Linked DNA regions of Homo sapiens: region 2 is linked to region 1. Evidence: chromatin loops called from intact Hi-C (ENCODE). Cell type or tissue: OCI-LY7. All regions are shown on one strand. Region 1 overlaps GRIK4 (glutamate ionotropic receptor kainate type subunit 4). Region 2 overlaps GRIK4 (glutamate ionotropic receptor kainate type subunit 4).

Region 1 (2,500 bases):
AGCTCCCTGAGATTCAGCATCGTGCCATCTTTGCTCTAAGTCAGCCTCTAACCCTTTCAGGCTCAGGTTTAAGATCTAGATTCCTGCCTTTGCTCCCACCCCCAACCCCACCCCCAGTGTGGGAAGAGGGGCCTCATGTGGTTATCCGTTGGGGTAACCTGCCTGGTATTTGAGTTCCTCTAGGGCTGTCACTTAACTCTACCCTTGGGGCCCTGCTGTTGGATGGGTCGTCTTGTGGCCATCAACCTACCTTTCTGGGTTTGTCACTGCTGTGCCCCACCCACCTGTCCACACTAATCCCCATCCCCCGATGTACACATAGACACCCCTGATCCCCGACACCCCACATCTGTCCTAATTCCATGGGTTCTCTGTTGCTGGGCCATCAGATGACCACACTGCGCCTGCCGGACTGAACTGTGTCCTTGTCCCTGTGGCTGGCTGTGTCCCCAGGAACCAGGATCTAGAGAGCCTCAACCTGCAGTTGACAAGTCTTGTTCAGTCCCAGCAGGGAGGAGGCACCTGACTTCCCAGACCCGCCCCTCCAGGGATGGGATGCTGAGGGCTCAGGTGGAAGCCCGCCTGCCCACACCTAAAGTGGGCGTCCCACAGCAACAAGGCAAGGGAGAGACTCACATGACCCTGCCCTCCCTCTCAGAGCCAGGCCACAGCAAGCAGACCCAATGTCAAGGGCCCTTCCAAGCAGCCAGGCCACGCCAGCAGACTCCTGGCTTCTTCCAAGTTGTGGACATAGCACTCTCTCCAGGAAGCCTTCTTGGACTGATCACAGGAAAGAAGGGACCTCTTCTCCCATCTCCAGCCCTAGATTTGGAGTCCCCATGGCCATCCTCACCCTCCTTTTTCCCCGACAGCTGCCTCTTAACCTGCTAGGCTGAACCTACATTGACTGCACTAGGGAGTTATCAGCATCTTTATTCTAGTGGCCGGGGAGCTCAGCAGGTTGACCAGATCGGAGTGGTCACCTGTCAGCTGCCTCCACCACCACCACCTGCATGTTCACCCCAGCCACACTCAGGGAGGGCACAGTGCACGGGCTGGGCAGCTTCCCCAAGTCCTGTGCAGCACTCTCATGTCCCTTGTGGACACCTGGGATAGTGGGTGGGGGCACTGCCCCAAGCTGGGCCACACTTACCGATCCTCAAGGAGTGCGGGCTGCAGGCGACCATCACGAGCCACGCAGGAAGCAGCACCAAAGGCGCCGAGACGCGGGGCATCTTCTATGAATCCTCATGGAGCCCCCTGCTGGCCTGGGCATGACATAACTCTGCGAGAGAGGGGGTTGGGGGCACGTGAGTCCCAGGCTCCAGCTAGGCAGCTGCCCCACCATCCCAGTGACACCCAGGAGCCGGAGAGGCCCCTTTGTCTTTCCTCCTTACATGCCGGGCTCAAAGAAGGCTCAGGTTCTAACTTCAGCTCTGTGACCGACATGGGGCAGGTTGCTGTAACTGTGGTTGGATGATTCATGGCGTGTCATTAGAAATGAAGAACCTCATCTGCTCGCAGCCAGGCACAGTGGCTCACGCCTGTAATCCCAGCACTTTGGGAAGCCAAAGTGGGTGGATCACTTGAGGCCAGGAGTTTGAGACCAGCCTGGCCAACATGGCAAAACCCCGTCTCTACTAAAAATACAAAAATTAGGTGGGCATGGTGGCGCATGCCTGTAATTCCAGCTACTCGGGACCCTGTGTCACAGACTTGAACACAGGAGGCAGAGGTTGCAGTGAGCCGAGGTTGCGCTATTCGCCATTGCACTCCAGCCTGGACGACAGAGCGAGCCTTTGTCTCAAACAAACAAAACCCTCATCTGCCCTTAAGGAATTGGAGCCATGGGTGAGCAGAAGAGGAAGGGATGGGAGAGTTGGGAGGGTTACTCCATTTCCCCAAACGCAGCACAGGCACTGCACACTGAGGAGAGGTGTGAGAGGAAACTGGGTTCAGGCCAGCTCTTCCACTTGCCAGTTGTGTGGCCTTCACAAGGTCCCCTCTGTGTCTCGGCTCAGTGTCCTCACATGTAAAAGTACTATAACAACCCCTCCTGGTGGAGTTGAACTAAAGAAGAATCAAGGTAACATCGGAGAAGCCACCATGCTCAGGGTCTGGCCTAAATGAGGTGCTACATAAATGTCAGGTCCTCCCTGGCCCAGATGGGAGCGGTCCATTCCTAGCAAATATGGAGAGCAGACACACACCTCCCAGGTTATCAGCTGCTTTCCACATCTGCTCTACTACCGCTGAAAACCAGCCCCACCCCCAACCTCTACCAATCCCTCTCCTCCTTCCTGAGGTGGGTGGGCCTCTGATGTCAAATCCAGAACCTTGCAGGGAGCTGCCTCTCCCCAAGGCAGCACGTGCCTTGGCCCCCACTGAGACCCAGATTCTGCCGACAGCCAGCTCTGCTGGCTTCACTGGGGTGAGGGTGCGGCTGATGAGCACCTGGATATGCTAATCCCAGGTGCCTGGATTGGGAGAGTAGTATTAA
Region 2 (2,500 bases), 140 kb before region 1:
TGAGCGACCTACTACATATGCCTGTAAAACACTGCAATTCACAGATTTTCCTGTATTTAAAATAATTTAAATCTCACAATAGGCTGGGCGCAGTGGCTCATGCCTGTAATCCCAGCACTTTGGGAGGCTGAGGTAGGCAGATCACTTGGGGTCAGGAGTTCAAGACCAACCTGGCCAACATGGCGAAACCCCATCTCTCCTAAAAATACAAAAATTAGCCGGGCATGGTGGCACACCCCTGTAATCTCAGCTACTGGGGAGGCTGAGGCATGAGAATCACTTGAACGCGGGAGGCAGAGGTTGCAGTGAGCTGAGATTGTGCAACTGCACTCCAGCCTGGGCAACAGAGCAAGACCCTGTCTCAAAAAAAACAAAAACAAAAAAACACCTCACAACAACCTAACAACCTGCAAGATTTGCAAAATAGAGCCTAGTATTCCTATTTTAAAGATGTAGAAACTGAGGTTTGGATAGGATAGGATGACTTAGTGACTTATCTGAGGTTACCCAGAGAGTGAGTGGTCAAATTCCATCCCAAGTCCCAGTTTCTCCCACAACAGCGCCCTTAGCATAAGGAAGCAAGGTAAGCAGTCAGATGTGTAGTGGCTAAGATACCCTTGGGCTGGCCGTCTCTCTTATCACACACGAGATTTCATTCAGGAACTTGTGGACAAAATGTCCAGAACATGAATGAATCAATATATGAAGCAATGAATGAGTGGATGAATGAATGAATGGGTATCCTGTCTTAATTCTACTCCACACGTGATTCGCACAAAACCTGGGAATCTCATCCAGGCTGAGAGCTTCACAGGACCTCCTGGTTCAAGTTCCTCTCCTTCCTCTGGAAATATCGACATCAGATATCTCAGAGGCCTGGTGACTGATAGGTGCAGCTCACACCACTGCTCATCCATCCTCTGCCAGCAAGGGAAGAGGCAGCCCTGCCCAGTCTACGTACTGGTTTCTGCAGTCTCGTACTCGCTGTCTCTGAGAAGCTCAAAGATGTCCACTTCGACCTTGGCCTTGCCCAGCCTCTCAGGAGCGCGGTTGATGCGGTTCTTGGCCAGGGTGATGGAGAGCCGCTCCCCTCTGCTGCACTCCATGGGGTCGTCCAAGATAGCAGCTGTGGGCAGGCAACCACATGGAGACAATTGGTACTCCACCGCTACTGTTACCCTCCTCCTTCTCCAGCCTCCCCCTGCTGCCACCTTCCTCTTCCAGGCAGCACCCCAAGTTCCTCTCCATCCTGCCATGCTCAGAACCGTCCCCCAGAACAAGTTCTCTCCAAGCTTAAGGGTCTTGGTTTGCAGCCAGGTGTAGAAGTGAATTCTAATGTGGATGCACGCCTCGGGAATCCTGTAATACCAGAGCAGGCCACTAGGGGTCCTGTCTGCACGAAGTCCCCGGGTCCAGGCATCCTGATACTTGGATACCTGTCTCCATGCACACAGGCAAGCAGGCATTGTGCAAAGTGAGGCGGGTAGTGGCTGTCCTTTGAAATAGTATTCTGAACATATGAGAAACTCTCCCTGAGGTGAGAGAGGGTTAAAGGATGCCAGGTCTGTGAGGGAAGGCTGTGGCCTCAAGGAGCAGCTGCCAGACACTGCTGAATGCTGGCTCCCCAGGCTCTGACACCGATGGGCCATGCCACCAAAGTGAGCTACTTAGTTTCTCTGAACCTCTTTTCCTCACTGAACATTAGAAAGAGTAGGACAACCTCACAGGGTTGGTGTGAGGATTCACTAAGATAATGTGTGGAAGTGGCACAGCACACAGATTTAATCAGTGTGACTTATTCAGTGTGGACAACTGCAGTGGTGTAATACCAACAGTTGCCCAACTTCTGGGAGCAGTGTTAAGGATAAATGTTATGGTATCACAGACAACTGGCTTCCAGTCCCAGCTGCAGCCCTCCACAGCTCTGGGACCTCAGTTGCCTCGCTTTTAAGGAAGTGGAGAGAGCCTTGGGCTATTGTGAAGATTACAAGATATGGCATGGGATCAACACAGGATCTTGCACACAGGAGGCACTCAATAAATCTAGCTATAGAGATTCTTAATTCTCTTGATGGAGATGTTACAAAAATGAAGATCACACAAAAACTTGTACACAAATATATATAGCAGCATTATTCATAATTTCCAAAAAGAAACCCAAATGTCCATAGATTGATTGATAGATAAAAAAATGTGGTTTACCCATACAATGGAATATTACTCAACAATAAAAAATAACAGGTACTGATACATGCTACAATAGGAATGAACCTAAAAACATTATGCTAAGTGTGGCTGGACGCATGGCTCATGCCTGTAATCCCAACACTTTGGAAGGCTGAGGCGGGCAGATCACTTGAGGTCAGGAGTTCGAGACCAGCCTGGCCAATATGGTGAAACCCTGTCTCTAATAAAAACACAAAAATTAGCCAGGTGTGGTGGCATGACGTCTGTAATCCCAGCTACTCGGGAGGCTGAGGTAGGAGAATCACTTGAACCC

The links. Hi-C counts contacts between places; a loop is a spot of excess contacts. Peaks named below come from ENCODE experiments on the same cell type or tissue, not always from the same donor. Only the 100,000 strongest peaks of a DNase experiment are listed, where the experiment ranks them.
Region 2: it touches region 1 in a loop (9-fold over the local background); 4 of 110 quality-filtered maps call a loop at or near these places.

What each region holds. Positions count from the first base shown.
Region 1 is chr11:120,659,054-120,661,553 of GRCh38, reverse strand. GRIK4 (glutamate ionotropic receptor kainate type subunit 4) reads right to left here. Exons shown (of 21, transcript NM_014619.5): 3 at 1,154-1,285. The coding sequence starts at 1,235. Among named protein-coding and RNA genes, the nearest start is that of GRIK4, 150 kb to the right of the region's middle. RefSeq lists an enhancer at 797-1,297. In OCI-LY7, CTCF peaks have their summits at 1,058 and 1,263 (motif pointing left); a DNase peak (open chromatin) is centred at 1,243.
Region 2 is chr11:120,801,319-120,803,818 of GRCh38, reverse strand. It overlaps GRIK4 (glutamate ionotropic receptor kainate type subunit 4), which reads right to left. Exons shown (of 21, transcript NM_014619.5): 4 at 962-1,126. Among named protein-coding and RNA genes, the nearest start is that of TBCEL, 220 kb to the left of the region's middle. In OCI-LY7, CTCF peaks have their summits at 1,187 (motif pointing left) and 1,390; a DNase peak (open chromatin) is centred at 1,398.